2 separate regions of the Homo sapiens genome follow, and region 2 is linked to region 1. The links are chromatin loops, found by intact Hi-C in ENCODE. Cell type or tissue: HepG2. All regions are shown on one strand. Each heading gives the region's core, and the rest is flanking DNA. Links, peaks and the distances in the headings are about the cores only. Region 1 has its middle 37 kb from the start of WNT8B. Region 2 has its middle 4.2 kb from the start of SCD.

Region 1 (4,396 bases), core at 177-4,176:
CATGTTAGCCAGGCTAGGCTGAAACTCCTGACCTCAGGTGATCCACCTGCCTCGGCCTCCCAAAGTGCTGGGATTACAGGCGTGAGCCCCCACACCCGGCCCTCTTTTTTTTTTTTTTTTGAAACAGGGTCTCACTTCGGTTGCCCAGGTTGGAGTGCAATAATGTGATCCCAGCTCACTGCAGCCTTGATCTCCTGGGCTCACGTGATTCTCTCACCTTAGTCTCCTGAGTAGCTGGAACCGCAGGCATAAGCCACCATGCCCGGCTAATTTTTTTTGTATTTTTAGTAGAGATGGGGTTTTGCCATGTTGCCCAGGCTGGTCTCGAACTCCTGGACTCAAGCAATCCACACACCTAGGTCTCTCAAAGTGCTGGGATTACAGGCATGAGCCACCATGCTCAGCTTGATTTCATTCTTTTTTATGGCTGGAAATTTCTTTTTCCTTTTTTCCTGAATTGCCACAAAATCATAAGTTCTTTGAAGCCAAGGATAATGTCTAATTTATATTTGTATTAAAGTGGTTTGTCACAGTGTTAGAAAAGAAAAGGAATTTAGTAAGTACTTGCTGAATGAATGAATTTTAGAGACAGACTTAAGCGCCCTCTTCTAGATTACAATGATAGATGGAAATGTTAACAGAAATGAGTTCATGGTGTCCAGAAAAAAGTAACTAGAGAAAAGATGGGTAAAGACTAAGGGAAATGAGTCCAGGCACGGTGGATCACACCTGTAATCCCAGCACTTTGGGAGGCCGAGGCGGGTGGATCACCTGAGGTCGGGAGTTCAAGGCCGGCCTGGCCAACATGGTACAACCCTGTCTCTACAAAAATTAGCCAGGCATGATGGCGGGTGCCTGTAATCCCAGCTACTTGGGAGGCTGGGGCAGGAGAATTGGGAGGCAGAGGTTGCAGTGAGCTGAGATCATGCCATTGCATTCCAGCCTGGGCAGCAGAGGTGAGACTCTGTGTCAAAATAAACAAACAAAAAAAAGATTAAGGTAAATGAAGACTCATCTTTTTGGAGCTCCAGTCTTGGGTATATTTGAATTTGCCTCTAAGTCCCTTAATCCTCATTATCACAAATGTCCACTGAGAACAGCGCTTTGTAAGAAACACACACACACAAACATGTTTGTACTTCCCAAAGTGTGTTGAAAGGACAGCTTTCCTATCATCTCTTTATTTCTTAATCTTTCCTTATTTCTGAACTAACACACCTATTAATAAGAGTCTAGGCCAGGCGCAGCGGCTCATGACTGTAACCTCAGAACTTTGGGAGGCCGAGGGGGGTGGATCACCTGAGGTCAGGAGTTCGAGACCAGTCTGGCCAACATGGTGAAACCCTGTCTCTACTAAAAATAAAAAAAAAATAGCTGAGCGTGGTGGTGGGTGCTTGTAATCCCAGCTACTCTGGAGACTGAGGCAGGAGAATCGCTTGAAACCTAGGAAGCGGAGGTTGCAGTGAGCCAAGGTTGTGCCACTACACTCCAGCCTGGGCAACAGAGCAAAACTCCACGTTAAAACAAAACAAAAATCTTACATGTACCCTGGAAATATTGTTTTCTGGGTAGAAATTTGGCTTTCTGTACTCTTGAGCTCAGATTTCTTTTCAAATCAACTTTAACCTCTTCTGAACCAGAAGGTATGTAGTAGGAGGGATCACTAGGTGGTGAAAATGCTTTGGACATGGAGAATGCAGGTAGGAGACTCCTTCCCAACTACTTAGACTAGGAAGTTAAGGCCTTTGGGAAGCAAAGGATCTGAGAACTGGCTAGGCAGGCAACGTACATGGCATGTGCAGGCTCCTGACTGCAGAACTTTTAGGATTCAAGGTCAATTTGAGACCACAAAGGTCAGAGATGTTGTGAGGGTCTGGTTTTCTGCACCAAAGCCTTGGAAAGGCACTTTTCATGCCAACTTTTCCTGATCATTTAATTTTAAAAATGTTGAGAGCAGGGACAGAATCTGTACTTTCATTGCATTTCCCAAAGATAATCTAGTTAACAATGGGCTAAATGTACAAACAAACCTCCAGCGGTAAATGACACTTTAGGTTAATGTTTAACTTACTAACTCCTAGGAAATGAAGTGTCACCTTGTATTTTTATCACTGATTTTAAGGTTTAAAGCATTTCACACCAATGTTTTTTTTTTTATTTCTTCCAATATCCCTATAACTAGGGATATAAAAGATAAGGGACAAGAATTATGATACACAGCCGGACGCAGTGGCTCATGCCTGTAATCTCAGCACTTTGGGAGGCTGAGGTAGGCGGATCACCTGAGGTCAGGAGTTCGAGACTAGCCTGGCCAACATGGTGAAACTCCATCTCTACTAAAAATACAAAAATTAGTCGAGCATGGTGGCGCATGCCTGTAATCCCAGCTACTCGGGAGGCTGAGGCAGGAGTACTGCTTGAACCTGGGAGGCGGAGGTTGCAGTGAGCCAACATTGCACCATTGCACTCCAGCCTGGGTGACAGGGTGACACCCTGTCTCAGAAAAAAAAAAAAAAAAAAAAGAATGAAATAATGTTTTCTGCAGTAACATGGATGCAGCTGGAGGCCATTATTCTAAGCAAATTAATGCAGGAACAGAAAACCAGATACCACATGTTCTCATTTAGAAGTGGGAGCCAAACATCGGGTACATATGAACATAAAGACGAGAACAATAGACACTGGGGACTACTAGAGGAGGGAGGGAAAGAGGGGGGCAATGGCTGAAAACTACCTATCGGGTACTATGCTCACTATCAGGGTGGCAAGATCATTCATACCCCAAACCTCAGTGTCACAAAATATACACAGGTAACAAACCACCACATGTACCTCCTGATTCTAAAATAAAAGTTGAGACTTCAGAAAAGTTTGAGGATACAAAATCAATGTACAAAAATCAACAGCATTTCTATACACCAATAATGTTCAAGCTGAGAGCCAAATCAAGAATGCAATCCCATTTACAATAGCCACACACACACATACAAAACCCCAAGAATACATCTAACCAAGGAGGTGAAAGATTTCCAAGATCTTTCAAGAAGATCTACAAAAGAAGAAGAACTACACAACACTGCTAAAAGAAATCAAAAGTGATATAAACAAATGGAAAGACATTCTATGCTCATGGACTAGAAGAATCAATATTGTTAAAATGCCCATACTGTCCAAAGCAATCTATTTATTTGACACTATTCCTATCAAACTACCAATGTTATTTTTTGACAGAATTAGAAAAAACTATTCTAAAATTCACATGGAACCAAGAAAGACCTCAAATAGCCAAAGCAATCCCATGCAAAAAGAACAAAGCTGGAACATCATATTACCTGACTTCAAACTTTACTATAACACTACAGTAACCAAAACAGCATGGTAGTGGTACAGAAACAGACACATAGACCAACAGAACTGATTAGAGAACCCAGAAATAAAGCCACACATCTACAGTGATCTGATCTTCAACAAAGATGACAAAAATAAGCAATAGGGAAATGACTCCCTATTCAATAAATGGTGCTGGGATAGCTGGCTAGCCATATGCAGAAGAATGAAATTGGACTCCTATCTGTCTCCATAAACAAAAATTAACTCAAGATTGATTAATTAGGATTTAATTAGGTCAAGTGGGACCTAATTAAACTAAAGAGCTTCTTTTCTGCATAGCAAAAGAACCTATCAACAGACTAACAGATGATCTACAGAATGGGAGAAAATATTCACAAACTACATACCCAACAAAGGTATAATATCCAGAATATATAAGGAACTTACTTAAACGATTAAATAAGTGAAACCCAAATAACCCAATTAAAAAATGGGAAAAGACATGAACAGACATACAATTGACTAACAAACATGAAAAAATGCTCCAAATCACTAATTGTCAGAGAAATGCGAATGGACACCACAATGAGATACCATCTCATGCCAACTATAATGGCTATTATTAAAGAGTCAAAAAATAACAGATGCTGGCGAGGTTTCAGGGAAAAGAGAATGTTTATACACTGTTGGTGGGAATGTAAATTAGTTCAGCCACTGTGGAAAGCAATTTGGAGATTTCTCAAAGAACTGAAAACAGAACTACCAATCAACCCAGCAATCCATTACTGAGTATATATCCAAAAGAAAACAAATCACTCCACCAAAAAGACACAGCACAATAGCAAAGACATGGAATCAATCTAGGTGCCTATCAATGGTTGATTGGATAAATAAAATGTGGTACATATACGCCATGGACTACTACACAGCCATAGAAAAGAACGAAATTATGTCCTTTGCAGCAACATGGATGCAGTTGGCAGGGGGGCATTATCTTAAGATAATTAACACAGGAACAGAACAGCAAATACCCATATTCTCACTTATAAGTGGGTACATATGGACA
Region 2 (4,396 bases), core at 106-4,105, 83 kb before region 1:
ACTCTGTCACCAGCCCATTCTCTTCCCCTACCCGATTCTAGGGGCACCTCTTAGGAAGGGCGCCCCTCTCTCTTCCCTGAACTCCGACCCTGTTTAATATAGTATGTTTACACTCTGCCTTCATCAGATGCTAGCCTGCCCAGTTTGCTATTGTGCTTTGTCCTGTTTCTCTTAGAAATCTGTGAGCTCCCCAGGGGTGGGAGCAGAACTTTGGCTCCATTCTCCCCCACACAGCAGAGAATTGACTTTCCGCTGGGCACAGGGGAGGCTCAGTCAACACTCTATCCCCATGTGGCTACGTTGGCTTAGAGGCACAGAATGGGAGAGAAGCAGGCTCTTGGCTGAGGAAAAGCCCTGGGCGAGCACTGAGGGAAGCTTGGCCTCAGACATAGCCAGCTGCCCTCTGGACCTCGCAGCCCTGCTGTGCCCAGCTCAGCTGCTGTGTCAGTGCAAAGCCAGGGTGACATCAGCTGTGGGAGAGGTTACTGTCAGGCAAAGGGAAGGCCAGGAGAGAGATGGCTGGCTGGGGCACGAGGCTAGAAGGACTCAGGAAACAGTTCCCTTGTAGGGGAAGCAGCAGCTTGGGAGGGGCAGTTGGGAGGAGAGAAGCAAAAGGGGTGAAGGGCCAGGAATGGCCAGGGCCTGCCTGTTCCTTTCACCTACAGCAGGGAGAGAGGCATGGGTTCAGAACTCTGGAAGAGAGTGTGACCTTCCTGGGAGCACTCTTAGCAACTGCAGGAAGCAAATGGGGATTTACCTCTCTACGACCAGGAAGGCAACACAGGAGCCGGGCACGGTGGCTCATGCCTGTAATCCCAACACTTTGGGGGGCTGAGGCGGGTAGATCACGAGGTCAGGAGTTCGAGACTGGCCTGGCCAGTATGGTGAAACCCCATCTCTACTAAAAATACAAAAGTTAGCCAGGAGGGGTGGCATGCACCTGTAATCCCAGCTACTTGGGAGGCTGAGGCAGGAGAATTGCTTGATTCTGGGAGGCAGAAGTTGCAGTGAGCCAAGACTGTACCACTGCACTCCAACCTGACAACAGAGCAAGACTCCGTCTCAAAAAGAAAAAAAAGAAAGAAAGAAAGAAAAAACGCGGGGGCAAGCTGCTCTTCTCTCTTTACTTTGGCTCAGAAGCTGAGTCAGGGCAAGAGAGACTTTCCCTTCAGCTTGTTTATTTGTTGTTGGAGGCCCTAGGCCTGTGTTTGCTTTTCCTCTCCATGTGTTCATCCTAGATGGCTTGCTCAGAATGGGGTAGCCTTCCAGGCTGGGGAAAGATCCCCTATGGGCCTCCAGAGGAGGGAGGGAGTAGTCTGTGGCCTGGGAAAAGGCATCTTTGTAAGGTCAGACCACTGCAGAAATCTCTGGCCCTGGTCCTGGTCCTAAGACATTTGTCCCCAGGCCTCATCTGCTGGGACTGTCAGTACCCATCTCACACATTCTGCCCTGAGACATAAACTGCTTCCAGTCACACGCACTATCTGATCTGAGGACGTACCCCAGGGCCCCAGGGATAGGTAACAATAAGTTGGTGGAGGCCCGTCCGCCAGTATGCATACCTGTGTGTGCAGACATTCCCGTGTGTGAGCACACACAGAAAGGGCTGGAGTGAGAGGAAGATCATGGCTCTGTGGATAGTGTGGAGAGACAGATGTCTGCCAACAGAGGGAGGTGTGGGGCTAGTGCACTGGCCTCTTCTCTACCGGGGAAAGACGTGCTACACCATCTATCCAGCCTGGGGCCCAGGAGGAGCCATATTCAAGGGTCCTCGTTCATAGTATATCAGGTCAGTCTTTTCCTCCTCTAGGTCTCTGAACTTGCCAACTGCCCTTCTCCACACTCACCCTTAATGGTCCCTTCGGATTTAGCACCGTCTCCTCCGGGAAGTCTTCTCTCGTTCTCTGGAGCTGGTCTGGAGTGTACCTTTCCTCTGGAGCCTATAGCTCAATCATCTAGAGTTATAAAGATACAGTGGCTGACGCCTGTAATCACAGCACTTTCGGAGGACAAGGCAGGTGGATCACTTGAGGTCAGGAGTTTGAGACCAGCCTGGCCAACATGGCAAAATCTCATCTCTACTAAAAATACAAAAATTAGCCGGGTGTGGTGGTGCACGCCTGTAATCCCAGCTCCTTGGGAGCTTGAGGTAGGAGAATTGCTTGAACCCCAGAGGTGGAGGTTGCAGTGAGCTGAGATCGTGCCACTGCACTCCAGCTTGGGCAACAGAGCAAGACTCCACCCCCACCCCCCAGGTTCAAGCGATTGTCCTGCCTCAGCCTGCCTCAGCCTCCCAAGCAGCTAGGATTATAGGTGCCCGCCACCACCCTGGGCTAATTTTTTGTATTTTTAGTAGAGACGGGGTTTCACCATGTTGCCCAGGCTGATCTGGAACTCCTGACCGCAGGCGATCTACCCGCCTCGGCCTCCCAAAAGTGCTAGCATTACAAGCGTGAGCCACCATGCCCAGTCTTTAGTTTTTTTTTTTTTTTATACTTTTCTTATTGAGATATAATTTATATACCATAGAATTCATCCATTTAAATCATACAATTTAATGGCTTTTAGTATATTCACAGGTTGTGCATCCATCACAATCCATTTTAGAACAGTTTTATTACTCCAAAAATAAACCCTGCATTCCTTAGCCATCACCCCCCAACATCCTCCATCCTCCTTCCAAGCCCTGGGCAACCACCAATCTACTTTCTGTCTCTATAAATTTGCCAATTCTGGACATTTCATATAAATGGAAGCAAACAACATGTGAGACTTTGTGACTGGCTGCTTTCACTTAGCATTCTATTTTTAAGGCTCATTATGTTACAGTACTTAGCAGTACTTCATTCTTTTTTATTCTCAAATGGTATTCCACTGTGTGGGTATCCCATATCATATTATTAGAGACAGGTTCTCACTCTGTCACCCAGGCTGGAGTGCAGTGGCACAATCATAGCTCACTGTAACCTCAAACTCCTGGGCTCAAGTGATCCTACTACCTCAGCCTCCAGAGTAGCTAGGACTACAGGCACACACAGCCATACCTGGCTAATTTTTTTTTTTAATTTTCATTTTATGTATTCATTTTCTTTCTTTTTTGTTGTTGTTGTTTTGAGATAGGGTCTCACTTTGTTACCCAGGCTGGAGGGCAGTGGCATGGTGACAGCTGAGCAGCCTTGACTTCCTGGGCTCAAGTGATCCTCCTGCCTCAGCCTCCCAAGTAGCTGGGACTACAAACACGTGTCACCATGCCTGGCTGATATTTTTTTTCTTGAAACAGGGTATCACTCTGTTGCCCAGGCTGGAGTACAGTGGCGTAATAATAGCTCACTGCAGCCTCCCCTCCTGGGCTCAAGCAATCCGCTGGCCTCAGCATCCTGAGTAGCTGGGACTACAGGCTTGTGCCACCAGGCCCAGCTAAGTTTTAAAAAATGATTTTTGGTATAGAGGAGGTCTTGCTATGTTGCTCAGGCTGTATTTTTATTGTTGAGACAAGGTCTCACTATGTTGCCATGATCCCCCCACCTCCACTTCCCAAAGTGCTCATCTTATCTGTTCATTAGTCAGTTGACAGACATTTAGGTTGTTTCCACTTTTTGACCATTATGAATAATACTCCAGTGAATATTCATGTATACATTTGTGTGGGCATATGTTTTCATTTCTGTTGGGTTTATATCTAGGAGTGGAATTGCTGGATCCCGGGTAATATTTTGACAGGCAGAGTTCAGGGGAAGAAAAACTTGGGAAAATGAAGCATGTTTAGAAATCAGCAAGAGTGCAGGGGTTTTTCGGAGTTTTATTTTATATTCTGTTGACAAATGTGCAGTTTGATGAAGATACAAGTTATACTAAGTGAGAAGTGAGAATTAAGGCTGGAATAGGGCGTTCAGAGTAAAATCATGAAGCACTTTGAATACCAAAATTAAGGAGCTTGGCTGTAAACAAAATAATAAAAAATCACAATTTTTTTTTTTTTTTTGAGAAAGAGTCTTGCTCTTTCACCCTGGCTGGAGGGCAGTGGTGTGATCTCAGCTCACTGCAACTTTCGCCTCCCGGGTTCAAGCAATTCTCCTGCTTCAGCCTCCCAAGTAGCTGGGACTACAGGCACTTCCCACCATGCCCAGCTGATTTTTGTATTTTTAGTAGAGATGGGATTTCACTTTGTTGGCCAAGCTGGTCTCAAACTTTTTGCTGTCATAATTGTTGTAACTATTGTTCCTTTTGCTGAGGTAGGGCCCCCAGACCAAAAAAAATAAATCTTAGAATCCAAATCAGTGTGTTGGTTTGACCACTGTCACTTGAGAACCACAGTGTGACCAGGGCCTCAGGAGTAGAGGTGATCTCTGCTCGAAAGAGAAATAGAATGAAAATATTCTCCGGGCCAGGCGTGGTG

Evidence for each region. Peaks named below come from ENCODE experiments on the same cell type or tissue, not always from the same donor. Only the 100,000 strongest peaks of a DNase experiment are listed, where the experiment ranks them.
Region 2: a loop joins it to region 1, with 5 times the contacts of the local background. A loop is called at or near these places in 109 of 110 quality-filtered maps.

What each region holds. Positions count from the first base shown.
Region 1 is chr10:100,423,332-100,427,727 of GRCh38, forward strand. No RefSeq gene overlaps it. Among named protein-coding and RNA genes, the nearest start is that of WNT8B, 37 kb to the right of the region's middle. In HepG2, for the core only: no CTCF peak of the experiment used is centred there; a DNase peak (open chromatin) is centred at 2,040.
Region 2 is chr10:100,340,878-100,345,273 of GRCh38, forward strand. No RefSeq gene overlaps it. Among named protein-coding and RNA genes, the nearest start is that of SCD, 4.2 kb to the right of the region's middle. RefSeq lists an enhancer at 1,555-1,849. In HepG2, for the core only: a CTCF peak has its summit at 1,665 (motif pointing right); DNase peaks (open chromatin) are centred at 234, 1,204 and 1,654; H3K4me3 peaks cover 1,546 bases.